Linked DNA regions of Homo sapiens: region 2 is linked to region 1. Evidence: chromatin loops called from intact Hi-C (ENCODE). Cell type or tissue: PC-3. All regions are shown on one strand. Each heading gives the region's core, and the rest is flanking DNA. Links, peaks and the distances in the headings are about the cores only.

Region 1 (14,620 bases), core at 5,584-13,583:
TGACCTCGTGATCCGCCTGCCTCGGCCTCCCAAATGGACTCTCCATTTTATCACTACCAATTGCAGTCTGCTACTATAGGCTATTAAAAAACTTTCCAACCTAGCTGATGCAAATTCTGTCCCACGATAGGTGGAAGAAAGTCCAGTATTTTAAATTTTTAAACTTAAAAACAAATTTTTACTGTGACCAGCTCTGCAAAGTACAGGCCAGTCTACAACGTAGTAACAAAAACTACACATCTTAAGAATAAACAACTAGTATCTTAACTCTCAGAGATGTTCCCCTTTTACCCTTCAAGGGTTTCCTAATTAATTCTACCTTGCAGACACTATGACATCCAAATATCTGTTCCCAGTAATGGAACAGAATAGAACAATTTTATAACAATTTTGGTGTAGAAATTTAACATGAGTGTATTAAAACGGATTCACACTTTTTCCAGAATTTGAAGGTAGGAGGAAACAGTCCTTTTCTTTTTTCCTCTTGAAGTTCAATCGGCATTTTGTTTTAAATTGAGGTAAAATTCACATATAAAATTAACCATCAGCCATTGTAAAGTGTACAATTCAATGGTATTTAGTACATTCACGGTGTTGTGCAGCTATCACTGCTAACTAGTTCCAAGATATTCCATCACCCCGGAAGGAAACCCTGTACCCAGATAAGTAGTTATTTTGATCCTTATTTACATTTACTCTCTAATTTCTCTTTGAAAAAGAATAAAAGAACCTAAGTTTAAATTACAGCATAAGAACTTGATGTGTTTTCATTTCTTCTGCAACTTGTTGATTCACAAAAATTGGTAAAGATTTGAAGCTGAAATGAGGCGAGTCTTAGCAAAATGAAACCAGGATTGAAAGTCCTGGAAGGAAGAAACCCAAAAAGAGATTGAGGAAAAAATCAAAATAATTCACAATTCTGTCCAGGCCCCATCCTTGTCAGAAAGCCAGATTCTACTTCAATGACTGATAGTGCTGAATCTTTTTTGGAAAGAAAAAAAAAAGAATTGAAATAGAATGCTTTGGATCTACCAAGTAGGAAATTTTGGAAGACAGGAAACTATTAAATACGTTAAAAAAAAAAAAAAAAAAAAAAAGTCTTCCAGCTCCTAAAAGTCAAATGCCTATTCTAGGGAAGCTAATTTATTGTTCTTTCAAGTACAATTACAGCTCTCTTTGCTTAGTCCTAATGATTTAGAGAATAAAATTCTCAAAATAAAAGCCACAGAAATGTAAGGGATGAGGCCCCAGGACCTTCAGCTTCCCTGATTTCTCAGTGTGGTTTTGCTACGGATGATGCTGGCAGAGTACTGCAGAAGTAGTGGGGAAAGGCCCAGCAAGCGTCTTTACCCAGATGTAGCAACTTTACATGGGGGTAAGTGGCTCATGCTCCACCGCTGGGAGTCAGGAAGCGCCATGTTCTTAGAACCAAATGAGACTCCAAGACATGATCCACTCCAATCCCCTCCCACTGGGCATTCCAGATAGTCTTCCTAATATTTACCTCTTCTTGAACAGTCTGTGCTGTCTCTTAGGGGGGAAAAGTTCGATTTTGCTCTATGAAAGGCAAGATTAAAGCTAAGAGAGCTCTGTGCTGCATTGGCAAACTTGGATTTTATAACTTCCATGCAGGCTGACTGCTGAAAAAGATTCAGCGAGGTCCTGTGGTCACCTCAGTAACAAAGTTATTAAAGCTTCCATCATCAGAGGCAAAGTGCAGGAGCCTGCTGGTAACACAGGAGAACTGAAAGGGCAGCTAGGGCTTGTGACTATAAACGTGGCTGCTGCTTCTCAGTTCTGAATCTCAGGGTTTTTTTTTTTTTTTTTTTTTCTTTTTTTTTGTCTTTTTAAGCTGGTCTGAACAAACATGCATATATGGCTACAGATTTTCCAAGAGTTGGATTAACCCCCATTTTCAACCCAAATATTATGGGATATGGTCATTATTTGGTTCACTCAAAATTTATATTTTAACAATGCATCAATGTGACAGCTACTTTCTATTAAGAGTCATTTTGTTAGACATCTGGAGTGACCAACTGTCCTGATTTGCCCCGGATTCTCCCAGTTTTAGCACCGATAGTCTTATGTCCCAGGAAAGCCCTGTCTTGGCAAATAAGGGCAGTTTGTTGCCCTGCTGCTAGCTCTAGGTTTGGACTTCAGGTCTGTATTGCTGAAGTGTCTAAAAGTGGATTTTAAGAGGACTTGCTACAACAAAAAAAAGCTGAAAATTTTTAAATCTTCACCATAAATTTCCAGCCATATTCTACTCAAAAGATGATTTTTAAAAAATAACCCAGTGATCTATTTCATACACCCGGCAAGAAATGGTTTCTTACTTTGTGGGGATAACTTAATGTATGGAGGAAATTATACCATACCTAGAAATTGGCTATAATAAATACCACTCTAGTGAGGTTCTGTATTATTATGTTATTTTTTCCTCCAATTTCCACATTTTAAAGCCTAATAAATAATACATAAAATAACAGCCAGACATAACAGCATAAAATAAAAACCTCACATTTCTTTGGTTCTGTTCAAGACCTTGTAATCTGTACACTGTAGGCAAACCCTCCAGAGTTGGAGAAATGACAAAAGCAGCATACTCTCTAGGGGCCATACCTATAGTACCCAAAAGTCTGGGCAAGAAAGGAGCCATTGGACTTCAACCAGTCCCCTTGATCCAATGCCAGACACTTCAAGAAAACCAAAAGTCTTCAGTACCTGGACCTACAAAATGAGAACTGTAGAGTCAAGATGAGAATTGGCTTCATCAAAGTTGGAAACCTTAATGTTTTAATCCTATATAATTAGACATTAGATGGTCTGCTACCTGAAGCATTTCTACCTTTCTGAAGGATTAGTCTCTTTGACTTTGTAGTAGGCAGAATAATAGGCCCCAAATATGTTCAGTCCTAATCCCAGGAACCTGTAAATACATAACCTTACAGATAAAGAGACTTCAAAGATGTGATTAAATGGAGGCCCTGGTGATGAGGAGATTAGCCTGGCTTATCCAGGTATGTTCAATCTTATCACACAGATACTTAAAAAATCAGAGAACCTTTCCTGGCTAAAAATTAAGAAGATGGGACTATGGTAGAAAGACGCATGGAGAGGCAATGCTACTGGCTTTGAAGATGGAGGAAGCTCTAGAAGCTGTAAAAGGCAAGGAAATAAATCCAACCCAGAGAGCCTTCAGAAAGGAACACAGTCTTGTTGATATTTTGCTTTTAGCCCAGTGAAATCCCTATAGAACCTAACCTATAGAATGGTAAGATAATACATTTGTGTTGTTCTAAGCCACTAGGTTTGTAATAATTTGTTACAGCAGCCATAGAAAACTAATACACCTTTAATCACAGTTGCTGTTCAATAATGCCTTGCTGGTATTTTGCTTCTAACCTCAATATTTGACCATTACCTCATGTTTAATTTTTTTCCATGTATATACTTTGAAAACTAAATTTAGCCCTAGACCAAATATACTCAAAATCCCCCTGACAGTACAGAACAATACTTCCTTTTACTTGTCTACTTTGTTTAGCTTCTTGCGTTTGTTAGCACAGAGACTACTTACATAAGGAACTACTGAGCATAACTGAAACCACTGATTTTGTATGAAGGAAAAATGCTTTTAGATGAGTGGAATATGCCAAATAACCTCTTTAAATTTGTGTGCAAAGACACGGTAGTTCACAATGTTCACAACGTCTCCCTAGAGTGCTCTGGATGTCACAATGACTGGAAGATGCCACAGCCTTTTGTGAACCAAGGACAGGGATACCAAAGATGATAATGAAGAATTGTCCCATTGGACGTGCCAGCAAACCCCATTGACAAACTCTGCTTGGATTGATTTGAAAAATTTAAGCATACTTATTAGCATGACAGAAATCAACTCAAAGAACATCAGATGCTTATAAAAGAGTCATTATTAGTAACATTTGATAGAATATGGGATGTCTCAGCCCTCACCTGAAAGACATTAGGTACTTAAATTCAAAAGAACTTGACTATAGGGCAGCAAAAGCTATACATGTATAGGTCAGTACATCTCTGACAGATCACCTCATTTGGAGATATCCAAAGTCCAAATTTGCAGACCTTATAAATATGAGTTGAGGAAAATCGATCCTCTTATCCTAAGGAAGGACTGATACCTAGTAAACATGAAATAAATACCTGCTGAATGCGTAAATGGATGGATGACTAGCTCCAGTAAAGCAAGTCAGGTTATGAGTAGGTTTTATTTTTTTTTAGCATTTGCTGTATCCCCTAAACAGTTATGTAAATAAACAATTAAAAGCCCAACAATTCAGCAAGCACCCATAATCCAATGGGGAAAGAAGAGAAGTAGGTAGAGGTAGAAATGAAACAATCCCAGCCACGAGTTGACAACCATTGAAATTGGGTGATGGGGATGTAGGCGTTCATTATATTATTCTCTCTACTTTGGTACACACTTGGCATTTTTCATAATGAAGTTACATTTTAAAATGGTGGGGGAGGGGAATCTAAGTCATTGACTAGAGAAAACTGTGTATCTTGGAGTGGGCAAACACGTTATCACCTGTCTAGGATTATGGTTATCTTTCAAGTCTAGAACAAGATTCAAATGCTATAGCTAGTTCCAAAAGCTAAGTAAGCTTCTTCAAGATGAAACCCCAATAGCATTAGATTGACCTCTTGTTGTTGTTGTTGCTGCTGCTGCTGCTGGAAAAGCCCTTACAATGTTTACAACCATCTGTTAAGAACAGGGTTTACCTTTCCCTGACCTAATCAGCCTCATCTGAGGCTTTATCTTGCACAGGGTATGCCCTCAATGTCTGCCACCTATTAATCATGTTTGTGCCGTGAGGATACATTCTGTTAAGACAGCAGCCTCAAAGGCTCTCCAACTCAGGTTTTTAGAAGAAAATGAAAAAATTCTGGATGAAAATCAATTTTAACTATCATTAAAGACAGCCATTTTTTCTTTAAATTCTGAAGTCATGTCAATATTGATAAGGACTCTATGACTGTTTCTTTCAATAAAACATCACATGCTTTCATCTATAGACCACTTAACATTTTTTTTCCTCTTTAAGTTCTGGTTAAATTCAAGATTCTAGAAGAAAATATTTTGGAATTCTTACCTCTTCAGTTCCTAAAGCCTGAGGCTCACTGGCAGATCTGGCTGTTGAGAAAGCAGAGAGAAAAACGAATTTTTTAAAAGGAAAAATAACATGATACACAAGAGCTGGATAAGTAGAATGAATGAAGTTTCTGAAACGGGGGTGGGTGGTAATGGCAATATAGTTATAAGGGCAGGAGGTCTCACAGGTTTACATTTCAGAGCCTAGAAATGAACTTTTATTAACTCTCTTTCTTTTAAGAAATAGATTTGTGAAATTGGAGTCCCTTTCTTTGTGAAATCTCCTAGCATGCAAGAAAACATGAAAACACAAAGGCCACTTAGGAACCTAGAGGAAGCAGAGTCCTTGGTGGGAGAGGCTGTATACCGATGGAATGAATAAGAACAATCTTTCCTCCTGACCTAATCTAATTTGCTCCGAGCATGACCAAAGCAGCAGAGACCAACACACTCTTGCTCCAGGTATTAGGGACAGAGTTTGAGTGCATACAGTTTGTGTGTATCTGGCCCTTTAGGAGGGTGGAGGACACGTTGGTGGTTATAAGAGTATCTTTGGCACCCACAGCTTCTATAGGCTGTTTAGAAGTAGAAGACACCTATGCCCTTAGCCACTAATGACCTCTGTGGCTATCAGGCAGAGTGGCCTACGTTTGTCCAGTGCCGAGTGTGGTTCCTACGGGAGAAAGTTCCTGTGTAGATGAGCTTCTTTATTCCTGAAAAGCTTTAGAGCACTCAGCTCAAAGGGAATTGCTAAAGCCTCAAGGAACACTTTCCCATTCCTATTTTGCAGTGTCTGAGAACAAAGAGATATCTCACATCTAGAATAGTATGAATGAGGGTGGAACTCAAATTCGCAAGGGGTTCTAGGGCCAAACGAACATCAGTGTCTCCAGAGGCCTCACATTACTTGAGACTGGCCTGTGTGCTACAATCTCAACCCAACCAATTATATTCCCAGACTACCATAGGGGCCATATGTTTTTAAATGGGCTAAAGTTATTAGAAAACCATTATCTCATGATTAATGACAGCAAAAAGAAAAAAAAAAGCCAAGGGCTAAAAACAACTTATTTTCGGAGAATGAACCCTTGGGTAACAAAGACTAGGTGGGACAGGCAAAATAAGCCTGTTCAAGGGGGTTCTGGGCCCGGCACTCATTTGTTATTGGTGATAGTGGAAGCTGGCACAACTACTCTGGAAAGCCGTCTGGTCCTGTTTATCAAGGGACCCAAATATGTTCTCAGTCATTGTTTTAGTGATGCCACTCCATGACTTTAACCAAAACAAACCCACAATGTGGACAAAGAAGAATTATCAAGGTGTTAAGAAATAGCCTAAATATCAATAATTCAACCTATTAAGTAAAACAGAAACTCCACATGATAAAATTTTAAAACAATGAATACAAGAAATTTAAACGGGCCAGGTGCAGTGGCTCATGTCTGTAATCCCAGCACTTTGGGAAGCCAAGGAGGGAGGAACACTTGTGTCCAGGAGTTTGAGACCAGCCTGGGCAACAGAGCGAGACATATTCTCTACAATAAAAGTCAAAAGTTAGCCAGGCATGGTGATGCACACCTGTGGTCCCATCTACTTGGAAGGCTGAGGTGGGAGGATAGCTTGAGCCCAGGAGAGTGAGGCTATAGTGAGCCATAATCATGCTACTGTACTCTAGCCTGGGTGACAGAGTGAGAGTCTGTCTCGGAAAAAAGAAAAAAATGTTTAAATGATGAAAAAATGCATTTTATATTCTCTTTTTACTTAACTTTATTTTAAAATTAATAAATATTGTTACTTTAAAAAGTAACTTAAAATAAGGTTATTTTATTATAAAGTAAAAAGAATGTAAAATGCATTGTCATTTAAATTTTAAAGTAAAAAATATAAAATATTATATATAGTGTGAACTCAACAATTTTCTAATATACATATTTACATATGTTTTTTCTAATATATATTTTCTATGTCTTAATATATTTTTCTAATATATATGCACTAACATGTATTATATACATAATATAAGTTGTATTATATAACACATTTTCTAGTATAATTATACATAGTATCTTTCTGATACATAAAGACTGGAAGAAAATACATCAAAATCTAAACAATATATTTCCTCTGTTCAACAGAATAACAAAAGTGGCAGAAATTGCTAGATATACCCCAACATCTGCTCTCGTCTTCTTCCATGGTTTTAATAGAATTCTAAGCTAAGCACCTACATATCAATAATAGCTACTTTCCCCAACCTCCCTTGCTGCTAGGTATGCAGTCATGTGACAAAATTCAATGGTACAGCATCAAAAGTGGTATGTGTAACTTCTGGGTCAGGGCCTCCCCTTCCAACTTCTTCCATCCTGCCGGTTATAGCAGAGCCTTTGTGACAAGCCACCTTAGACAATGAAAGCAAGAGAAACCTCATAGGAATGATAGAAAAACAGGATAGAAGGAGCCTGGCTCCCTGCATGATCTTGTGGAGCACAGCTACCTTACCAGTCCTGGGCCATCCACGTCCGGATTGTTACATTAAAAAGAAGTAACTTCTAACTTATGTTAGCCACTGTGAAATCAGGCCACTGTTACATGCAGTTCAACTAACAATTTAATTAACAGATGGAGCCATTTTTATTTTTTCTTTCAAATTTTCAATAATTTCCACATTTTTCAATAATCAGTATGAATTACTTTGATGATCAGAAAAAAACTAAGTTAAGTTTTGTTTACTAATGTTAAGAAAATTAAATATAGAATAAAGTTTGGGAAACATGTATCTTCTTTCCACATATGAGAGGAAAAACGAAATCTATAGTTTAAAAAGTTCTGCTTTAAAATCTGATTGAGGCATATTCTAAGCAGTAAAACTTTAGTCAATGCATTATAATTATTCATTTCAGAGGATACCCGACTTTTTTTTTTTTGAGACAGAGTCTTGCTCTGTCACCCACGCTAGAATGCAGTGGTGTGAACGTGGCTCACTGCAGCCTCAATTTCCTGGGCTCAAGCAATCCTCCTGCATCAGCCTCCCAAGTAGTAGCTGGGACCACAGGTGTGCACCACAACGCCCAGCTAATTTTTTTTATTTTCTGTAGAGACAGGGTGTCTCTACGTTGCCCAAGCTGGTCTCAAACTCAGGGGTCAAGCAATCCTTCTGCCTCAACCTCCTAAAGTGCTGAGATTACAGGCGTAAGCCAAATACACCCAGCCAGACTGTTTTTTTTTTTTTTTTTTGAGACAGAGTCTCGCTCTGTCACCCAGGCTGGAGTGCAGTGGCACAATCTTGGCTAACTGCAACCTCCTCCTCACGGGTTCACGCCATTCTCCTGCCTCAGCTTCCCAAGTAGCTGGGAGTACAGGCGCCCACCACCACGCCCGGCTAATTTTTTGTATTTTTAGTAGAGAAGGGGTTTCACCGTTAGCCAGGATGGTCTTGATCTCCTGACCTCGTGATCCGCCCCACCTCAGCCTTCCAAAGTGCTGGGATTACAGGCGTGAGCCACTGTGCCTGGCCCCAGGCTTCTTAAAGTGAATTTAGAAACAGTCTTAAAAACAGATTTGTGTGTACACTCATACCTTTAATTTAAGGGTGCTATTGGTTCTTCACATGGAATCATACTGGATTTCTCCTACAGTAATTCCACTAGCCCAAGAATTTGGTTTTATTTTCCCCTGGAGTAGTAATAGATTTGGCAGAGCTCACATAACCTCCCTGGTCTCCTTTGTATCCCACAGGCCTGCATTACAAGATGACTGTCCAAGATAAAGGAGTCGTACCTAGTCCATAAAACAGAGAAAAGATATCTTGCTTACTTGGGAATCAGATCTGAAACAATGGCCTCATTAAAACTAGCCTCTAACCAGATTAGAATAATATGCTGAGATCATTTAAACCTGCAATAATGTTCATCAGCAGCATTTGGTGCCTTTTAGAGGATCATTAAAACCTTGTGCATAGGCACACAAGACACTCCACAAGGTTGACCTTAGAGACTTACATGAAGTCATATATCAGAGAAAGAAACTATTTTTCCCCTTTTTCCCAAGAGAATGCCAAATGATCCTTTTCTCCCTTGTGAACCACAATATCCAACACTAATATGGCTAACCTATATTCAATAACAAAGGCAGGATGCCAGGGTTTCTTCACTTCCCTCTCAGAATGACTGTGCCAGTGCATTCTTGAGAAACCCCTTCACTCTCTCCTGCAGTAGGCAAATTGAAGCTAATAGTCAAAGCTCTGAATTCTCAGTTTCTCTCCCCCTCTTGCTTTTGCAGGAACATAAGCAAGCCAACTCAACAGGCCTAATTACCATGGTAACAACATGCACCGTGATTATGAGTGTGTTTGTTTTTTAAAATGACTCACAGATTGTTCCCCCAGAAGCCCCAGACACACAGGTTTCTGGCTGGTTTATAAAATCCATCTGAAGTTTTCTTGCAAATATCTTGTGCCTAGTATCATAACTGGTGTGATGAAGAGAGACTCATCAAATCAAATATGCCTTTCTCCTTAAGGATGAAGAAAAACCCATTTTATTCCTTAAACACTCCAAGATTAATCAATTTAAACTTCAGGTTTATAATGAAATTAATTTGAGTTTGTACACTGGAGATAATTAATCTGTTCCTAATTTAAATAATTAAGGTATTTCATAATGTGATTTTAGAGACCCAAATGAAATAATCAGGTGAAATAAACTGTAGTGAAAACTATAAAATAAAACAGCCTAAATCTGTGGGTACATGACCACATGTAAAGTGTTATAAAAGAATAGATGTCAGTCTTAATACCAAGATGTTTTTAAACAAATCTACAAAACAACAGCATCTATTTTTAAAATGCAAACATGAAAGAGTCCAGACATTTGGAGAACAGTGCACTGCTTCCACTCATCTATTCAATAAATATCATTTTAGACCTTCTATGTACTAAGCACCATTGTTTATAACTGGAACATCACAATAGGGCTTAGGGAAGACTATTTTCTCATGGGAGGCAAAGGCCATGGGCATGGCTCAGCGCGTTATCTTCTCTTAGGAAGCTCCTTTGCTTCACAAGGCACCATTCTGGGTAAGGCTGTCAGTGAGAGGGAACATTACCTAATGATTATACCAGGCCTGCAGTTCAGAGTCCTAACATCGGCATCACAGTGGACTCCCTCAAACAACAACAAAAAATAAAACATATATATGCTAGTAATTTTGATATGTTGATTTCTTCTGTGTGAAGTGGAAATAAACCCTATTTTAAAAGAAATGTAAGTGGAATTTATATAAATCTATTTCGCTTAAATCCCTCGATGCTAACATATAATACATTACACACACACACACACACACACACAAAATAGTCATTTAAAATTATTGTATCCAAATAGCTACTGCACTGTAACCAAGAATATATTTTTTCTCTAGAGTTTGAAGGGAAAACCAGAGAGTTTCAATCCATATAGGCTAGGTTATACTGTGGCAACAACTCAAAAACTCTCTGGCTTATTTGAGCAAAGCTTATCTCTCACTTTCTCTCCATGTCCACTGCGGTTTAGCAGAGATGCTCTTTGTGTTGTCTTGACAGTATGACCCAGGCTTAAGAGTGCAGAGAACACTTCTATCCTTCAACCACTGCACTCACCTGCCGGTTCTTATGGCTTCTTCCAGGAAGTGATGCACCTCACTTCTGTTCACTTCACTGGCCAAGGCAAGGCATGTGGCCACACCTAACCAAAGCAGACTGGGAAGTGGAAGCCTATCCTGAGCTGGAAAGGAAAACTGGAGATATTGATGGCTAAGCACATGGATTCCTGAACAAACAGCACAAACCCAGACTATTACTTCATGAAGTCAAAACGACATCCGACAATAATAGGCTTCCTTAGGGGATGCCTTATTCCAAGGTCTGAGCACCTATGATTAATGTTGGGCCATAACAATCACTTCTGCAGAATTTGGTGCAAATCCCTTGGATAGAATAAAAGATACTCTACTGCAGATTTGTGATAACAATAAGTTATACTAATAATATATTTATTTTGAATAATTACACTACAATTCAGGCACCTTGCTAAATAAACATTTCACATTTATTATGTATTTTTCTCCTGTCAGTTTTGTGAAGTAGATATTATCTTATTTCCCATTATAGATGAAGAAACTGAGGCATAGAAAGCTTAAGCAATTTGCCCAAGTAATTCTGACTCTAAACCAATGTCCTTTAACTGCTACACTCTCCTACATGTTATCTTTGAATGTTACTTTTCTACACTTCAGTATTTTATGATTATTTTAAGATGAATAAGAAAAGACTAGTTGGACCTTTTTTTTTTTGCCTAGGAATTTTCACCTCTACTTAAATTTTTCTTATTTTAATTTTAAAAGACATAGAACTGTTTAATATCAACTTTTTTCCAAAGAAAAAATAAAAATGTCAATGAAATGCCTTAATGCCTATACACAGCAATGTTCCCTAAACACAACCGTCATTCATGAGGTTTAAAAAAACGGCAAAGGACCAATTTAATTCTCCCAAATAAAGCCTTTAAAATGAAAGTGAGGGTTTCGGTTTAAATTTTTTCACAATTTTTCTTATATGGTTCTAACATAGATCAGATAAATACTCTCCTTAAACAGAGCTCTGTTGGCAAAGTCTAGAATTAACTTACTTTCCTGTTTAAAAATGCAAATCTAAGAGTAGGAAGCACTCCATCATTTATTTTAAAAAGTACTCCTACCATTAATGCTTAGTCTGTTATGATGAACATGCACAGAAATACACCTTAGAGACAAGTAGTCAAAACACTGTAATAACAGCAATTCCACTGAAATTTCCCTTTTTCACTATTGCTGCCTCATGTGCATAGCCTCTGAAATATAATGCCAAAGTAGGAAGCAGCAACCATAAAGAGAATGCGACAGTAATGGAACTGTATATGCTGCCTCCGGAGCTGGAAAGTGGAAACTATTTTCTAAATAACTCATAATCAGAAATTCCAGAGATGATCCATTCTTCTTTACAGGTACTGTAATCAACAAAATACCTACCTCTCTAGAGAAAACAAGGTTTTCATTTAAGTCTGACAGATACTATACACAGAATGCTTGGCGTCTCTAGCTCATTACTTGGCCCAGGGTAGATTTTTATATAGACCAAATTGATTTAAATGACCAGTCAGGAAAATGCAATTTAATTATATATATATTTTACAATGCAGAAATGCAGGGCTGGTTGTCTAAATTAAATGCCATTCTTATTGCTTTATAGGACCTGATGTATTTCCTTCTGGAATATTTTGTTTAGAAGGTTATTCTTTACTTTGCCTAGCTTTCTCCAGTCTGTGTTTTTCGCCAGGATTCTTCCTCTGGCCTACCTAGATCATTGCTAACAACAAAAACAAGTTGTTTTTTTTTTCTTAATATTTTCTTTTAGGTTCAGGGGTACACGTGCAGGTTTGTTATATAGCCAAAAACAAGGCTTTTGTTCGTGTTTTTCTCAAAGGGAAATGCATGGAAACTTTGTTCAATTCAATGTTGTATGATATTGCTCAGTTATTTAACCTTTTTAGTCTGGATATCTTCACTTATAAAATGGGAATAATAATAGTGGCCAACTCTATTGACTGCCTACCCACTAACCCCCTCTTCCTTGCTAATAGAACCAGACCCTTTTGCTGGGGTCTGATGACTTTGTTCTTCAGCGAGCCTGGGCTGCTCCATGGCCTCGGGAGGAAACTCTTAAATTAGCCAATCACAGTGGTTCTGTCTGCCTACTTACTCATACATATAGCATGTGAGTTGTGAGTGGAAATTCCACTGGACACAGATTTTCTGTGACTTTAAAAAGAGCCGCGGCAGGGCAAGGTAGCTCAGGCCTGTAATCCCAGCACTTTGGGAGGCCGAGGTGGGTGGATCTATTGTGCTCAGGAGTTCAAGACCAGTCTGGGTAACACGGTGAAACCCCATCTTTACTCAAATACAAAAATTAGCTGGGCATGGTGGCACACACTTGTGGTCCCAGCTACTCAGGAGGCTGAGGTGAAAGGATCAGCCTCCCACCTGCAGGCTGAGGCTGCAATGAGTCATGATCATGCCACTGCACCCCAGCCTGGGTGACAGACCGAGGCCCTGTTTCAACAAACCAGAAAGAGCCACATAAGAAATCTGCTGCACCTTGATATGCCTCTACGTATTGAAATATGCCTATAATTCCAAAATTGTAGACGCCATGTCCACACAGTGAGGGGAAATCAACCTGCTGAAGGTGTCACAGTGGGAGGAAGGGAAGAATCCAGGTTGCTAAGGACATTATCCAGCTACCACATAAGTAACTCTGAAGCTACCCTCCTATCAGAGGTCTTGCGATCAATTTCCTATTGCTTACGCCATTTTAGTAGGACATTCCTTTATCAGCAGCCAGAAATATCCTGATAGAAAAATATTGTCCTTATTTCGTAGGGTTATTTTTAAAACTAGCTAAAGTATCCAGCACAAACTGAATGCCTAACAAATGTTCATTCTCAACTTAATTCTTGACATATGTTAGTCTTCACTTATTCAAATTAGTTAGTGCTTTCTTTACTCTGTGTGGTCTGAATGACTCCTCTAGGAGGCTTTCCCTGGTTCCCCAAAACAGGAATAAGGGCAGAAGTCATTGCTTTCTCCTCTTTATTCAAATAAAGATAATATCAAGTACCTAAGGTTATTTTAAACAATAAGAATGGTATTTAATTCAGACAAGTAGTGTAGTGCTGATTGCAGTGTAGAGAAAAAAATGTAATCAAACAGAGTAGTCTTCCTGACTGTGTAAATCAATTTGAACTAAATAAAATCCAACCCAGATCAAGTAATCAACACAGCAGCCAAGTGTTCTGCATTTGGAGTCTACAAAGTTTATCGAAAAGCTGCTTTCTGTAGGGAAAAAGACATAGTTTGTAGATTACAGAACATGTATGTGAAGAAGGACACATTTCCTCTGAAATCTCACCTCATTCTTATTTCAGAAAGGCACCTGCACCTTCTGCTCAAAACCTTCTCCACAAGCCCCCTTCGCCCCAATATCTTTACATGGCTGAATCCTCAGCATCATTTTGGTCTCAACTCAAATGTCACCTCTTCAGAGAGGCCTTCAGGGATTACTCAACAAAGTAATCTCCCAATTACCCCTGCCAGCATAGGCACAGTCCCACCATTCACCCTGTTTCTACTTCAATCCATCAAAGCACTCACTACTACTTGACATTTTCTTTTATTGTAAGTCATTTCTGTCAATGGTTCCAATCCTGGTTGATTCTGATTTAATTACTCTGAGGTGAGGTTGGGACATGATATTTTTTTCAAACTACCCTCTCAGTGATTTCTAATGTGCAGTTAGACCTAAAAACCACTGGTTTATGTGTTTACTGAGTCTCTCTCAATACTCGAATGTAAGTTTCAAGAAAACAACCGACCAGTTTTGTTCATCCTAGTCTCCCTGGCATCTTGACG
Region 2 (17,684 bases), core at 5,640-13,639, 50 kb after region 1:
CTGGTACTGACTCCCTCCAAGTCCCTCAGACCTGAATAATGTGTTTACATATTCATTATCTATCTTTCTTCTTTTCAGAGCACCTGCCTCCCCCATCCCCTGCCCCTGACAAATTGTATAAGCTTCAGGCCCCATAAGCTTTAATCTTGACTGGATCTATAGAGAAATGAGTTGTAAGGTTGAGAAAATTTTTCCAATCTCTGAAAGGCAAAATAGATGATTGTGTACCTTCCTTGTTGCGAAGACCTTGTCTAGTAGGCCTAAGAGTCATCTGAATTCAGAAGTGTGTAAAATTCTCTGACTTACTAACAGGTATTTTTTAGACCATTTTTGCCTATTGCTATGCTCTGTGTCTAAAACCCCTTAATTTGTATATTGAAGCCCTCATCTTCAATGTGATGGTAACTGGAGATGGAATCTTTCAGAGGTAATTAAATTTACATGAGGTCATGAGGGTGAGGCCCTTATAATGGAATTAGTGCCCTTATAAGAAGAGACACTAGAGAGCTTGGTTTCCCTGCCTGCCTTGTGAGGACACAGGGAGAAGGCAGCCATCCAAAATCCAGAAAGAGAACCCTCAATGGAAACTGATCATGCTAGCACCTTGATCTTGGACCTCTCAACCTTCAGAACTGTGAGAGAATAAATTTCTGTTGTTTAAACAACCCAGTCTATGATATTTTGTTATGGAAGCCCAGCTAAGACACTGAGAGAGAATAATTTTTGCTCTATAGTGATGCAAATTATTTCTAAAGTAGAAAAGATAACCCCAAAGATAGCAGTTTATTGCCCTGTAATAGTTTTGTATCTAATTAGCAATCATATTTCTCCATTTATTTTTGCTTTCACTGACTATATATATACACACATTAAATTCTCTTATCATCATTTGAAATAGCTTTGCCATCTTTTTCTTTTCTTTTTTTTTTTTCTCCCTGTAACAGGGTCTCACTGTTGGCTAGGCTGGAGTGTCAGTGGCACAATCATGGCTTACTGCAGCCTTGAACTCCTGGGGTCAAGTGATCCTCCCACTACAGCTCCCTGAGTAGCTGAAACCATATGTGTGTGCCACCATGCCCGACTAATTTTTGTATTTTTTGTACAGACAGGGTCTCGCCATGTTGTCCAAGCTGGTCTCGTACTCCTGGGCTCAAGCGATCCTCCCACCTTGGCCTCTTAAAGTGCTTGGATTACAGGTATAAGCTGCCAGCCCAGCCTCCCCATCATTTTAATGAGTTAAAATAAAACTTTGATACATGTTCACTATGTATTTGTATAGGAATTCTCTTTTTAAATTTTGAAAATAATACTTTTGACAGTGAGAAGAGAATCTTTAGGAATTATGCTGCATATTTTATAATGTATTTCACTTTGGTATCACTTTATGAGACTTCATCAAAAATTTTATATTACTTTTTAAATGTTAGACTGCGATTTATTTTTCAAAATAACACTATGCTGGCATTGGTCATGAAGTAATTCAGTTATAGTAGAGCTTCTCTAGTGATATCAAGTGTGTTTTGTTTTGAAGTCCACTTCCTTACAGACCATGAGATGAGAAGGAAAAAGTGCCAGATAATTTCTAACTACTACAAAGAAATGAGCTTTTCCCTTCCTTCTCTCAGAATTGGTTGCTCAAACATATAGCTCTTTCATGACCCCTTTTTATTACCATAGTTCTCCCTATTGCTTGTGGTTTCTGATACCGACAGTCTAGATTTTATGGATCAAGGCTGTCCCCCTTGCTGTCCTTTTCATTTATATCATCCTTTCATGTGAAAAATATGTATTGAGCACAGTACATGTGCCAGACATTGTTCTAAGTACTGGGGACTATGCAGTGATCTATACAGGCAATAATTCCTGTCCCATCCTCCTGCAGATTATATACTACTGGGGGAGACATGTAATAAACAAACAAATACAGTATGTTAGATAATAATTAGATGTTGGCAAAAAATGTTTTTAAAGGGAAGGAGGCTAGAATGTGCTAACACAAAGGAGGAGGAGGTTTATAGTAATATTAAACGCAGGGGCCTCTGGGAATGTGACATTAAAACTGTTGGAGTTAAATAATTTTTGGAGTTGGGGAACTAGCAAAGCAGAGATCTGGAGGAGGAGCATTTCAGTTAGAGAACATGGCAAGTATACAAAGGACTTGAGGCTGGAGCATGCCTGGTGCATTTGTGGGTTAGCAAGGAGGCCATCATGTGGCATGAGCAAAGGAGAGAGAGGCAGGACAGAAGGTTGGAGACAAATAGGGTGGAGAAACAGCTCGTGCTGTCAGGTCTTGTCAGCCATTTTAACTATTTAGCTTTTGAACTGAAATTTTGAGTGAAATGGACAACTTTTGGAGGACTTTAGAGGAGCAACTACATAATCTCATGTTAGAAAAGGTGCACTTTTGCTGCAGTAACGAGAGTTGACTGGAATGGGGACAATGATGAAAGCAAGGAGGCTTATTAAGAAGCTATCTCAGTAATTCAGGTCAAAAACATTGGCAGCTTGGACCACAGTCGAAGTGGTAATGAGAAGTGGTTAGCGGCTGAATACATATTGAAAGTTGAGCCAACAAAGTTTGCTATGGATTCAATGTAGAGTCTGCAAGTGAAAAGAAGACATGAATTGACTCTGCTTTTTGGCTTAATTAGAAGGATATAGAGCATTTTTATTTGCTGAGCCAGGAGACATGCAGGAGAAGCAGATTGAAGGTAAGATCAGGAGCTCCACTCTGGACGTGATAAATATGAACCATCCAGTGGAGATGTCCAATAGGCAATTGGCATTTGAGACTGGAGTCCAGGTGAGGAGTCTTTGCTAGAAATATAATCTTGGGAGTTATGAGGACAAAGATGGTACTAAAAGCCATGAGAGGAGATGAGCTCAATAAGGGGGTATGGATAGAGAAGAGGTCCAAAGACTGAGTTCTGAGGCACTCCAGTATTTTGAAATCAGTAAGATGAAAAAGAACCAGAAAAAAACTACAAAGGAATGGCTAATCGTAGAGAAGGAAACCCAGGAGAGTTAGGAATCCTGGAAGTCAAAAGAATCAAGCACTTCAAGAAGTAGGGAGTGAGCTGGGCATGGTGGCCCACGCCTGTTATCCCAACACTTTGGGAAGCTGAGGTGGGCGGATCACGAGGTCAGGAATTCAAGACCAGCCTGGCCAATATGGTGAAACCCCATCTTTACTAAAAATACAAAAATTAGCCAGGCATGGTGGTGCACGCCTGTTGTCCCAGCTACTAGGGAGGCTGAGGTAGAAGAATCCTTTGAACCCAGGAGGCGGAAGTTGCAGGGAGCTGAGATCGTGCCACTGCATTCCAACCTGGGTGACAGAGTGAGACTCTGTCTCAAAAAAAAAAAAAAAGAAGAAGTAGGGAGTGATCAACTAGGAGCATAGGTCAAATATGATAAACACTGAGAACTGAACATTAGGTTTAGCAGTGGATGTCTCTGGTGGTCTTGATGAGAGCAGAATTGGAGTGGTGGAGGTGAAATCCTGACAGGAGTGAGTTTAATGGAGAATGACAGGGAAGGAATTGGGGACAGTGTAGATTGATACTTCTTTTTAAGGGATTTACTCTAAAAGAGAGCAAGGGAATGGGTCAGTGGAGGGCAATATGGGATCAAGATAGGGTTTTTATTTATAAGGATGGTAGGAAATAGCAGTTATGCAAATGCAGGTCTGTAGTAGGAGATGAGTTGGGTTTAGCCAGGATGGGGGTTGACACGTGAGTACCCTGGAGCAAAAGAAAGACAAGTAAGATGAGGACATAATGATGATGAGCTCTGGAATCTGAGCTAGGTAAGGAGGGAGTAAGTGTTTGGGGGCCTTGTAACAGATAGTGAAAAGGTGGTATGATCAATAGCTTGCAGGTGTGTCCAAGCACTGTTGAATTTAAAGAACTTTTGGGAGTTGGGGAGATAAGCTGGAAAGCCAGCAGATGATGACTGAGAAGGTGCTGCTGTGGATGGTAACAAGTCTAGGCTATACACCTGGGAGTGGACAGCTGAGGCACAGGAGGACCAGGTCACTGGAGGACTGAAAGGCTAGGTGGATAGGAGGATGCAGCTATTTGGCCAGCATGTGCCTTGCTGCCTTACTGAGGTGTTCACAGCTGGTGTCTGTTCTACCTATCAGTGCCTTTGCTCACTTGTTAAATATTGTGACTATCATTCCTGAGCAACAAAGAATCAAAGTATCATCACTGTGGACCTTGGCATTCCCAAGAATGGTGACAAGAGGGTTTGGGGAGTGTGATGGTGGAAGAGAGCTAATATCTTGAGACAGAGGGCCTGTCACGTCTGCACATCAAACTGCCAGGCAGCGGGGAGGTAGTGGGGCTAAGCCTCTGCCGTCCCCAGCCCTGAGCCCCTGGGGTGTTCCTGAAGGGTGAGGGCAGGGCTATAGGGGCAGGAGAAACCAAGGAGAAGGGTTTCTGGGGAGGAGAAGAGGCCTGAAAATAGCAGAGTCAGAAACAAATTTCACCAGCTTCACAGTCCAGCCTTAGACCAACCCAAGCAGCTTGATGGGTCTGTAAACTAAGCTACATCTTGTGGCCGTTAGGATGCCTACTTCATACCTGGGTAGAATGCATTCCAGAATCCTCAGTGTGGCCGTGAGTCAGACAGATATCATAAGCCAACCACAGCCCAGTGAAAACAACATGTTTTCTTCTGCTTTTGTGATTATCTCCTTGTTGTTTTGTGATTATCTCCTTGATTTATTCCTTCCCTCCTTTTTTCCTCCTGCCCCCTTATCAGTCAGAGCTAGGATAAGCAATATCAAAAAGTTGTCAAGGTTCTTCTGGTCCTGCTTTCCTTTATGATAACAATTGTGCCCTGGAACCATTTTCAGGCAGGCACAGCTCCCTGCTGGGGGAAACAATCCGGAGCTCAGGCAAGTAGGAAAACTTCCCTACTGTGTGAAAGCGCTCACCGCAGACCAGGCTCTGCCACCTCCTGTTCACCTTGAGGTGGCTTCCCCAGTCCCTGCAGCTTCCCTGCCCAGCACAAAGCAGCCTTGCCGGAGACTGTGGCTTTCACCACACAGTGACTCAGCTCCCCTGGGGATGATGGCAGGACTGTCTGCACAATCAGCCACAGTGGCACCAAATAACTCATGTTGAGGAAGCTAGTCAGTTCTACCGAGGCCTCTCATCCCGAGAATCCATGGCCACTGCCCCCAAGGCATATGGTGCTTGCCTTCCCCCAACCGTCTACAACCCAAACATCTATCCTGGGTTATTCTCTCATCTTCCGCAGCTTTATGCTCCCTCCTGAGTCCTCCCACTCTCAGACTCTCTCTCCAAGCTCTTTACTCTTTCCACCATTCCCTCAGAGAATAAACACTTCAACGTTTTCCTCTTTGCAGTATCCTTCCATCACCATTTGTTGAAGCCTACCTTTGCCTGAAGGTACACCATCTCTTGCTTCTCTTTCCATTGGAGGTTGCAATTTCCCCTGCATGCCCCTAGACCAGAGGCACAGGTTGGGCTCAGGAATCACCCAGCTCCACGGTGCTGCTTTTCCACTGCGTGTAATTCTGGGATATGTAAACATATACGTGGATGAACATCCAACACACTAATCACAGCTTTAATTATTTGACCTCAAGTCTCAAAGCTGAGCTAGTTATAGTCTGGAACTGTATGACATCAAAAAATACCACTCCTAGCTTTCTCACTACATCTGTTCTCAGAGGGATCACCGGGACCAGGATTTCTTCTTTTCCTCCTAATTCAGTGATTGTCCAACTTTAGCAGGTATCAGGATCACCTGGAAGGCTTGTTAAGGCAGATTGCGGAATCCCTGCTCCCAGAATTTCTGGTTTGATAAGCCTGGAGTAGAGCTCAAGAGTTTGCAATTCTAACAAGTTCCCAGGTGATATTGATACTGCCAGTTTGAGGACTACACTTCGAGAAGCACTGTTCTAGTGTATGTGCCCAATATTTTTCAAACTTGTCTTCATGTTAGAATTACCTGGAAGGCTTTAAAGAGTATTGACATCTGTGCCCGTGCCCTTCTCCTAGGGATTGTGATTTAATTCACCTGGGATGTGGCTTGGGCTTTGGAACTTTTAAAAGATCCCCAGATTATTCTACATACAGGTAAGTTTGGGAACTGCTGCTGTCACCGTCTAGCCTCCCTTCCTTACCTGCCCACCTTGAAGGGTGTGGTGAATTACCTGAACTACACCTCTCACCTTGTGTCAGCCTCGCTCCTTCCCCCAGGAAACCTCGGATCTGTGTCAACTTATCTTCTCATTGCTCCTAAGTGCTAGACATCAAGCATGGCTGGAGAAAACCTCATAGCCATCTCATTCTGTGCCTAATCCCAGCTGTGCTTATTTATGGGTCTTTTAACTTATCCTTGGTTTCTCTTTTCTCTCCTTCACTGATAATTCCAAAACTTCACCATTCTAATTCACCCTTTTGAACTCTTCAGCTGACCTCATCTCCTACTTCAGCAAGTAACGTTGGTCCCATCAAGTGTGATTTCTTTCTATATTTTACTCCATCCAAATAACTAGTTTATCTGTAGCCACACCCTTGCTTCCCTCTTATCCCTTCATCTCAGAGAATGAGGTGTTCCTGTTTCAGGTCAATGCCTCCATTCCGCCACCCACATCACTGCACTCAGCATGATTAATGGCATGTATACAGTTGTTCTCAATACTCACGAGGTGGGGTATTGGTTCTGGAGACCACCCCTGCCTCCCAACCACCAATACCAAAATCTGCAGATGCTCAAGTCCCTGATGGAAACTGACTTAAAATTTGCATATAATCTATGCACATCCTCCAACGACTTTAAATAATCTCTAGATTACTTATAATACCTAATGCAAAGTAAATCTTATGTAAATAGTTGTTATATTTTCTTTTCAAAATTTGTATTTTTAAAATTGTTGTCATTTATTTATTTAATATATATTTTTGATCCCTGTCTGGGAACCCACAGATAGGAAGGGCCACAGTACCTTCAGCCATCCGCTCTTGCTGGCTCTGCATGCTCTCCTGCAACCCTCAGCCTCACTAGACTCTAACTCTCCCCCTTTTCCTATCACCCTCTCATATACATGACAGCATCATTTCTCAGTTCTTGCTGCCCACTGATGGCTGATTCAGAAGGAGGAGTAAATCCTTCCAGATGCCTCTTTTAAAGGCTTTTTAATTTGGTATTCAGAATTAAGATCTTTCTCTCTCTCTTTCTTGCCATGTAAAAAGGGGACTCTGCTCATGCTGTCAACAGCTCACTTCTATTTATTTCTGGAACCCAGCTTCTTTGCTCAGTATGCTAGGCACTAATGAGAAAGTTGCCTCAGTAGCATAAAGCATTATATTAGTGATGCTTTTGCTTCCAACACGTATTTACCACTCAACAAAGGCAGGCACATAGCTCTTGTCAGAACAATGAAAAAGCAACAAATCCAGCAACCCTTTGGGAAACCAGTTGTCTGGGGATTTGAGGGTCTCCCATCCACATGGTGACAGCTCCAGCAAAGGCAGGAAAGAAAATCACACATACACACATAAAGGAAAATGACAAAAACACAAACAGGAAACAGAGTACAAGAAGGAACAAGGCAGAGAGAAGAGTGTCTGTGTAGTTTTGTCTGCTCAACTAATACAGTTTAATAAAATTTTGTATAGGAATTGTGCTCACATTATTAGTACTGTGGCCCACCTGTCAGATTAGATCTCCAGTTCTAGGTGATATGTAGTGGATTTCTTCCACTGTGGCTTTGAGAACATTAACATTAGTTTAAAACAGAGTGCTACCATTGCTTCTTTTTAAAAACATTTCAACTTTTATTTTAGATACAGAGGATACATGTGCAGATTTGCTGCATGGGAATGTTGTGTGACGCTGAGGTTTGGAGTACGAATCCCATCACTGCTGTTGCTTCTATTCAAAATACAAAGTAGGGCTTGGTGCGGTGGCTCACGCCTATAATCCCAGCACTTTGGGAGGCTGAGATGGGCAGATCACTTGAGCCCAGGAGTTAGAGACCAGCCTGACCAACATGATGAAACCCCATCTCTACCAAAAATACAAAAAAAAAAAAAATTGCTGTGTGTGGTGGCACACCTGTAAGTCCCAGTTCCTCAGGAGGCTGAGGCCAGAGGATGGGTTGAGCCCAGGAGGTGAAGGTTACAGGAGGTGAAGGTTACAGGAGCCGAGATTGCACCACTGCAATCCAGCCTGGGTAACAGAGCCAGACCCTGTCTCAAAAAACAAAAACAAAATACAAAGTATGTCAGGAGGAATAATTGAGGTAGCTTAGGTATTAATTTTCCTCATAGTATATTTAATAGTAAATATATTCATATAAAATTATATATTATACATATTATAATATTAAATATTGTATTTATATAAAATTTCTTATTTTGACATAATATAGAAACAGTATCAAAAGCATGATGCATAAAAGAAATAATAAATTGGACCTTATCAAAGTTAAAAGACTTTTGTGCTTCAAAGGACACCATTAAGAAAATGAAAGGATGGACCATAGACTGAGAGAAAACATTTTCAAATCATAATCTGATACAGAACTTGTATTCAGAATATATAAAGAACTCTTACAACTCAATAATTTAAAAAAAACCTTTTTTAAGTGGGCAAGAGATATGAACAGACATTTCATCAAAAAAGATATAGGAATGGAAGTAAAAGCATGAAAATATGTTCAATATCATCAGTCATTAGGATAATGCAAACAAAAACCACGATGAGATGCCATTCTACACCCAGTAGAATGGCTATAATCAAAAAGACAGACAATACCACATGTTGATGAGGATGTGGAGGAATTGGATGCTTTGTGCATTGCTGGTAGGAATGTAAAATGATACAGCTTCTTTGAAAAACAGTTTGGTGGTTTCTTATTTTTTTTGTCTTTTTTTCTTTTTTTTTTTTTTTGAGACAGAGTTTTGCTCTGTCACCCAGGCTGGAGTGCAATGGCAAGATCTCGGCTCACTGTAACCTCCGCCTCCTGGGTTCAAGTGATTCTTCTGCCTCAGTCTCCCAAGCAGCTGGGACTACAGGTGTGCACCACCACACCTGGCTTTTTGTATTTTTAGCAGAGACGGGGTTTCACCATATTGGCCAGGCTGGTCTTGAACTCCTGACCTCGTGATCTGCCTGCCTCGGCCTCCCAAAGTGCTAGGATTACAGGCGTGACCCACTGCACCCGGCCTGGTGGTTTCTTAAAAAGTTAAACAAACTTATTGTATGACCCAGCAATTCCACTCCCAGGAATTTTTACAAGAGAAAAAAAACACCTGTACAACATAAAGACACAGATGTGAATGTTCATGGGAGGATGATTCATCATAGACCAAACTGGAAACTTTCCAAATATCCATCAGCTGGAGAATTGACCAACAAAATATGGTAAATCCATACAGCAGAATAATATTCAACAATTGAAATGAAAAAACTACGGATTCAGACTACAACAGAGGTGAAGGTCAAAAACATTGTGCTACGTGAAGGAGGCCAGATATACAAAACAGCATATCGTATGTATGATTCCACTTACATGAAGTGTTCAGGAAAGGCAATTTGTAGAGACAGAAACAGGTCAGCGTTTGCCCAGGGCTGGGGGTGGGAGCCAGGATTTACTACACACAGGCGTGAGGATACATTTTGAGGTGACAGAAATGCTCTAAAGCTGGATTATTTTATTTATACCTCAATAAAAACTATTTTAAAAAGTTAACAGCTCACAGTTCTTTAAATCGCCAGTGAACAAAATTTCCATTTGTAATCACTATTTTAAAAACATGGGTAAAGACAACACTCTGAGAGAAGAGGCTCTTGGGGGCTTTGAGTAGTTCATGCCAGTGGTCAAACTGTGCTTGACCAGACTGCTACAAGAAACTGGCTTTAACACCCAGATTGAGAAGTCTGCATTTCTCTGTTCTCACTTCTTCCCAAGGTGAGAAAAGCCAGGGACCTGGACAAGCCACAAATCAAAACAACATTCTTGAAAAACAAGGCAGCTAACTCATTTTTTGCCTGGTGCCAGTTCATTTTGCCAGCATATATGTTATTATAATTCAAGCTTGCCTCATTCATCCTTAAGGGTCATCAGACAACCCAGAATGAATGCAGTTGCAGTATTTTCTTGTCAGGGATTGTACTGAAAGGTGCGTGTGCAGCACCAACACCATCCTCTGCACGAGCATCTCTCATGTGCAAGGCAATGAGCCAGGCTTGTGGGCGTGAGGAGGTGACACAGGCTCTGTGCTCAAGGAATTTGTAACCTGGCTGGAAAAGCAAGCTGAGAAATAGTCATTAGGAAACAACTAGTAAATGATAAGAAAACGTTGTAAAATCAAGTTGAAAACCTCAAAATGTAACACAAAGGAGTTGCACTACAATATGGTTTGAGTTGCTACCAGCTTGAATATTCTACTGTTTTTTTGGAGAAAAATCTTGGTTGTTTGTATAGGCTGTGTAGCCACATAGGCTGTGGCTGGGTAACTTAAGGATTTGTTATGTTTCTGTGACAACTACTTATTTAGTGATGCTTTTTGGTCTGTTTCATAAATTGCATGAATTACAAGATTGTTTCATTTCTAAGTCAAGATCTCATCAGTAAAGCTGAGCCAAGGTGTGTGTGTGTGTGTGTGTGTGTGTATGTGTGTGTGTGTGCAGCTGCAATATATTCCGTCTCCCTCTCTCTTTTCTTTTTTTCTTGTATGCCCTCGGTTATGCATGGCAATGCTGATATTATGAGAAATAAAGTCATTATGTTATAACTAAAAAGGGAACAAGGTAAATTTCCCAGGACCGTGCATACGGTAGCTTACCTTGGCCTACCAAAGCAAAGCAGAGGTCCTTGGCAAGTGGTGCTAGGTCTTATACTTGAGTTTCCAGACAAAATCCAGATCTGTTAACCAAAGGCAGACAAACGTCACATGTCCTGACACTCTTGGTCTACACCCGTGGTGAAGGAAATGGCCTCATTAGTGATTCCTCTCCTATTGAAAAGTCACCCCAACTTTTGAGTAAACTTATGAACTGCACACATTAATAAGGCAGCCTAGGATTTTGCAGACAAACTTGCATTCCATTTATAAAAAGTTTTTATATTCTTTAAAACATTTAGCAATTTGCAGAGAAATGAGTCATTGTTTAACACAGGGTCAGGATTGAGGTCTGGGTATGAAATGATGCAAATTAAAATCACATCTTCCCCATCTGCTCTCTCTCATTCCCATCTCATTGTATTTATAGACCTCCAAAGAAATGTAAGTGGCAACATCATATCTAGGCATTGGTAAATCAGTCTTTCATATGTGTGAATGCTCCTGGGCCTGAGAGATTCCATAACCTCACTCCTGCTTTTTCTATTTGTACCTGCACCCACCAAAGATATTTCCAGAAATATAACTCATTCCTGCCACCAAGGCCTAACTCATACTTGGCCCACCCTCTCCCCACCTCCTGGGATGCCATAGCCTTCACTCACGTTCTAAATTACATTATAAGGTTTACTTCATCAGAAACATTATTCTGGCTTCCTTTTAGCAATCTTGTCTTGAAATGCAATTCAATGCAAGATATTATAATGTTATAAAAATGATGCTCACCCAACTGCTCAACTCTCAGGAAAAAAAAATCAAGTTAGATCTTTTTTTCACATGGCATGCCAAAATAAACTCAAGTGGATAAAAGCTTTAAATGTAAAAGTACAACAAAACATAAAAATAGTAGAAGGAAAGGTAGCTAAATATTTGATTTATGGATGGAGAGGCCTTTTCTAAGGTTAAAATCAATAGAAGAGATTTATGGATAGAGAGGCACTTTCTAAGGTTAAAATCAATAGAAGAAACCATAAAGGAAAATATTGGGTTGACTACATAACCATTAAAATCTCCTATATATAAAAATAATCATTAAGAAAATTAAAGAGTAAACACTAAGCTAAGAAAACATTTGCGAAAAATATTAATAAAAGTTAATGTTCCAATATTGAGAACTTATATAAATCATTATGGAAAATGCTTAACAGTTCTATAAAAAGTAATATCCCAAAGGGCATAAATAATTTATTATATAAAGCCAATTTATAAATGACAATTTAAAAATGCTGAAGTCTTCAATCACATTTTAAGTGAAAAACAAAAATTAAAGCAATGGTCAGATGGGATTTTTTTTTTAAAGATTTGTAAGTCGGATAGTAACTTCCTAGTGTTGGGGGAGAGAGTTCAGTGAGAAATACCTTCTTCTATGCGGTGGGAGGACAAACTGATAAAAACTTTCTGGAAGGCATCCATCTATTTTGACAATATATATCAAATGTCTTTTAAATATTCACATAATTTGACAGATTAATTCCACTACCAGAAATTTACATTATGAAACACAGACATGTATACATAAGGATGTTATTTGCAACAACTTGTAACAAATTGGAAACAGCCTGAAAGTCCAACGTTTGAGGAGTAGTTGAATAAACTATGGAATAACCATAAAATGGAGTTTTATGCAATTATTACAAGTTATTTGGGAAATATTTTAAATTGCACAAGAAAATGTTTCTAATTTCATAATGCCTGAAGGAATCTGCAGCAGTATAAAATGTAGTTCAGTTATGGAAAATGCATTTTAGAGAGTATAATAAACTTGTAAAATATTAATAACGGTACTTCTGAGGAGTGGGATTATAATTGTTATTTACTCTTTATGCTTTCTGTATTTATCAAATTATCTCCCATCCATAGCCATCTGTTGTTTAAGAAGGAACAAAAACATTTTTCATAATAATACAATAAATATTTAACAATATAAAAAAATTAGGATATTCTTAGCAGAAAAGCAGGATTCAAAATAAGCGTAGACCAGGCACAGTGGCTCCTGCCTGTAACCCCGGCACTTTGGGAAGCTAAGGCAGGAGGATTGCTTGAGGCTAGAAGTTGGTGGCTGCAATGATTGTGTCACTGCATTCCAGCCTGGCCAACAGAGCAAGACCCTGTCTCAAACTAATAATAATAACTAATGATAATAATAATTGCAGTATGACTGACACATGCAATCTATACATGGGGGATTCTGGGATGACTCACTGGCTTCTGGCTTATGAATGCTGGTTTCCTTTAAAAAGAGAGAAATTCCATTTTGGGGTGAGAGACTGTCTCCTGTATTGACCATGTTGAGTTCGGTGTACCTGCAGGATATGTGAGTGAAGATGTCTCAAGTTGTGTAAGGTTTGAAAGACAGAGAGAGAGAGAGAGAGAGAGAGAGAGAGAGAGATCTGGGCTAGAGGCAAAAGCAGAGATGTGAGCTGTAAATTTGAATGAAGGACCAGATAGAACGTAGAAAGTGGAAAATGGAACCTAGAGCTTTGGACAGGGCTCAAAGGAAAACAAGCATTTAAAGAAGAGGCGCCTGATAAGAAACCCCCAAAGAAAAAACACACAGGGGAGAGTGGGGTGCAGATGTCAAGGCAGAGAGAGCTGCAGTTAATGGTGCCAAGTGCCATGGCGAGTGCAGAGAATAGAACTGAAGTGCACTGCGGGGCTCAGAGCATCTGTTAAATCTATGTGAGGAGAAAACAAGGCAGGAAGCCAGCTGGAGAGATGGGGAAGAAGACAGGGTTGCGGGGAAGGTGGGGTGTTGGGATTGTTAAGGTCCAGGCACGTTCCACTAAAGTCAAGAGGAAACCCACCATGTGCCAGGGATTAGGGTAATGGTATAAAGGAAAGACATATATATTTTCTGCCCTGACTGAATTTAAAATGTTATGAGAAACACAGGAACACCCAAATAATGACCTACTTGTCTATCAACTTCTTCCAAAGTTAATTTATGGTCACAAAATGTAAAATGTCAACAGAATGGCGGCCAGCAACAGATGCCTGGCCATCTGAAACCTGAGCTGAGAGCCCACCCAAACTCACATAATGTCATTGTCAAAGAGGTGCTGTCCTCTGTCACATCCAGTCACACCTCAACTGTTCTGCACCAGACCCATTTAATATTCTCTATCCCCAGCCGCTCTGGATCCCTGCCAGGACAATATTGTCATCCAAGAGCTCTGTCTGACACATTGATCTGTGCTCTGAACAGAAAAGTGGTGTCCACTTAAAGGACAAGTAGACACAGATCTGCTCACTGCAGGTGTGCCTGCCATGATTTCTGGAAGCTTTCTTGGAACTGAAGTGAGCCCAGTAATGCAGCCAGGCTGTGACGCAGCAGGCAGGTAGACAAGATGTGGGTGTGGGTATAGGCAGCTGCAACTTCCCTTCCATTGTGATGCTTCTGAGCGCCCGTAATAGTCGTTTGCATACTGCTCTTGGTACTGACATCAGGTTGTAGTTGCGGGGTATGTTTTTCCTTCCCATGTAAATAGTTGACCCTTGTAAGGAAGAGAAATTAAATCTACTTTTGCATATGCCCCTCAGATTCCAGCACATTTTACGTAGCGTTGTATACAGCCCATACCCCTTTTCCCCTTTTTCCTGCTTTGAATCCAGACATGATGTATGAACTTGAAGCCCACCTTGGAACCACAAGGTCACAAGCATGAGGGAAAGGTCAAGAGCCTCACCACGTTGCTGACCATGACATCATCAAGCCACTGAATCTGTGCCAGCAGCGAGCTAGGGCAATAATTTATATTATGAGAGAGAAATAATTTTTTGGCTTAAGCCACTTGTAAGTCAGGTTTTCTGTTTCCTGCAACTAAATGTAAGCTACCCAGCCAGCATCCACTCCCCTGACTTCCACACTAGAAGAACCCCAATTTGTTCAGCACTCCATGCCTTCTTCACTCAGCTAGGTGCCTCAGGTGACACTGACCCCATCTCTAGCTTGGGGGTGGCATTGATGGCCAAGGGTAATTTAATTTCATTTTCCTTGCCAGTATCCAATTAAGGAACCAATGAAGCATGGAGGGAGGGTGAAACCTGATGGGCATCGGGGACAAGGTTCCCACGATACAGCAGCAATAAGAGTCTCTTTCGTCTTCCTGTGAGTATTGTCGTGTCCAGCTGGAACTGTTGCATCCTACTTCCCTGAGGACGAGGCTGACATAAAAGATGGTGGGGTGAAGAGGCAAAAATAAGCTGGATCCTTGTTGACATTCTTGCTCTGTGGAATCAGCCAGCCTTGATGCCTGTGTAGCCCCTGCATGTCCTGTTCTGCAACAATGTAAATTTATTTTTATTTACTTCTTTTTGAGACAGGGTCTTACTCTGCCTGGAGTGCAGTAGTATGATCACGGCTTACTGCAGCGTCAACCTCTTGGGCTCAGCCGAAACTCCCACCTCAGCCTCCCAAGTAGCTGGGATCACAGATGTGCACCACCACACACAGATAATTTTTCAATTTTTTGCAGGGATGGTGGTCTCCCTATGTTGCCCAGGCTGGTCCCGAACTCCTAGGCTCAAGCAGTCCTCCCACCTCGGCCTCCCAAAGTGCTGGGATTACAAGCATGAGCCACCACACCCTGCCAAATTCTTTATTTTTTAATCCAGTTCAAGTTGAAGTTTTTGTTACTCACCCCTGAAAGTATATTTACAGAAAACGAAGATACAGAGAATGGTTTAGCCTAAAATGTGTCCTGAAGCAAATGTTCATTTTACCCTGGCCAATCTGACCCAACTAGAAAAATGCTCTGATTTATTAAACTTGTGTCCCTAAGTAGGGTACAGAGATCAAGCCAATAATCACAGATTATCTTCCCTCTCATGGGACCTTAGGGTAAATGAGCCAATGAAAAATAATATTCTTGCTTCCGATAAGACTTGAGGAAGAGAGAACAGTGGATTGTTTCATAATAGGAGCTGGGGCTGCTGCAGTTGGTATTTCATAGGCTGATATCCTCCATGCCCTCCAACCCTCTCCCAGTCCCTTCTGGGACTATAAAGGTAAAGACCCCTGTGCATGCTGTGCATGGTCTGTGGTTGGCAGGAGCCATTGTTTCTGTGTCTCTGAATAACTTTGTCCCAATGAGATGTGGCGGTTTTATTTAGCTGTAAAAAGGACTCAAAACTATGTGTTTAATGGATAAGGCCGTGGCCGGGGGGAGGGGGAGGGGGGGCTCAGCAAGTGGCTTAACCCATTGTCTTAGAAATGGCTAAGTACCATTTCTATCTCTTCTTCTGTCCTCCCTCCCCAGTTATATCCAATAAATTGTCCTCTTTTTCTTACCTAAGTGCTCACTGTAGAATATGGCTGAACTACGCAGGTGGTCCAGGGAGACTTGGAGCAGCCTGTCTGAGGTCACTGAATAATCCCAGAAACACATCCACAAAACTGAGCCAATACTATAAGCACAGAACATTTTTAGAAGCTGTGGGACAGAGGAAGGCCCTTCCCAAGATATTGCTTCGGGACCCAGAATTTAAACATTCACCATTGGCTCCGGTCATGCAGGCTGTCACATGCTCCTGAAAAGATGGCTGCGTGAGTCCTTCATCATTGCTATTGATACGGGAGGGGGCAGGGAGGTGCTGGGTAGAGAAGGATGGGGTCCCTGGCCAGGGCTCCACCCTCAGGCCTGTGCCCACGGACCTAAGTGAGGACAGGCATTCCTGTTTTCACGCCCAAAAGTTGCATTTTCCAAGACCACCCTGGCCCGCCACAACCCCCCGCCATCCCATGCCCATAGAAACCCGAGAGACCCTAGTGGGCACATGTACAAGCAGCTGGGCGTCGAGAGGAACACACTCGCAGAAAAACACTAGCAGGCCATCGACGGTGGAACCACGCAGACGCTGAGGGAAATTTGGCAGAGGGCAGTCAGAAGCAAGCCCAGCCACTGAGCGGCCTGACTCCAGGGGAAGACCCCTTCCCACTCCATCCCTCTTCCGGCTTCCCATCCATCTGCTAAGAGCTACTTCCACCACTCAATAAAACCTTGCACTCATTCTCCAAGCCCATGTATGATCAGATTTTTCCAGTACACTAGGCAAGAACCCCAGGATACAAAAAGCCCTCTGTCCTTGCGATAAGGCAGAGGGTCTAATTGAGCTGATTAATACAAGCCGCCTGCGGATGGCTAAGCTGAAAAAGCACGCTGCAACACACGCTCACCGGGGCTTCGAAAACTGTAAACACTCAACCCTAGACGCTGCGGTGGGGTTGGAGCCCACGCTCCCTACTACCTGCCCGACTGCATGCTCTCCCTAGGGGTTTAGGCTGCAGGGCGCGGAAGAAGGGAGCCACTCCCCTTGTCACGCCCTGTAAGGGGGATAAGGGAACTTTTTCTGTTTTACTATGACAAATCCTTCAAAAATGAACTTGCAGCATTTCAGAGGTGTAGCCATGTCTCTCACCTGCTCACGGTGAACCTGGAGTGCATGTTCCCAGATAAAACCATCAAATGCCCACCTTGCCTTTAAGGCTCTCTGGAAGATCTGTCTTCTTAAAGGGCTGATATTTACTCTAATTTTCTACTTGCTTAATAAGCAGTATTATAACCAAACATGTATTCTTTCAACCCTGAATGTTCTTTATCCCAGGTGATTTAAACATTTTCACCTTTTGTGAGATGTGTTCATCTTCTGTGAATGTCCAGAGTCCAACATCGTGAAGCATCGCCAAACGCTTAACACATGCTTGAGGAATAAATGGATGAATTGCGTGGATACCTGTAGTGGGAACAGACAGGAGATTCTTTTTTAATATGTATGTTCTGCACATTTAAGGCAATG

The links. Peaks named below come from ENCODE experiments on the same cell type or tissue, not always from the same donor. Only the 100,000 strongest peaks of a DNase experiment are listed, where the experiment ranks them.
Region 2: a loop joins it to region 1, with 5 times the contacts of the local background. A loop is called at or near these places in 7 of 110 quality-filtered maps.

What each region holds. Positions count from the first base shown.
Region 1 is chr14:51,868,179-51,882,798 of GRCh38, reverse strand. GNG2 (G protein subunit gamma 2) reads right to left here. Exons shown (of 4, transcript NM_053064.5): 2 at 5,142-5,182. Among named protein-coding and RNA genes, the nearest start is that of GNG2, 15 kb to the right of the region's middle. In PC-3, for the core only: no CTCF peak of the experiment used is centred there; a DNase peak (open chromatin) is centred at 9,438; H3K4me3 peaks cover 602 bases; H3K27ac peaks cover 2,287 bases.
Region 2 is chr14:51,815,532-51,833,215 of GRCh38, reverse strand. It overlaps LOC101927598 (a long non-coding RNA gene), which reads right to left. Exons shown (of 8, transcript XR_002957605.2): 4 at 16,180-17,621; 5 at 14,934-15,167; 6 at 13,092-14,383; 7 at 10,833-10,912; 8 at 8,197-8,231. It also overlaps a transcript of GNG2 not described here. Among named protein-coding and RNA genes, the nearest start is that of GNG2, 36 kb to the left of the region's middle. RefSeq lists an enhancer at 16,712-17,213. In PC-3, for the core only: no CTCF peak of the experiment used is centred there; a DNase peak (open chromatin) is centred at 9,315.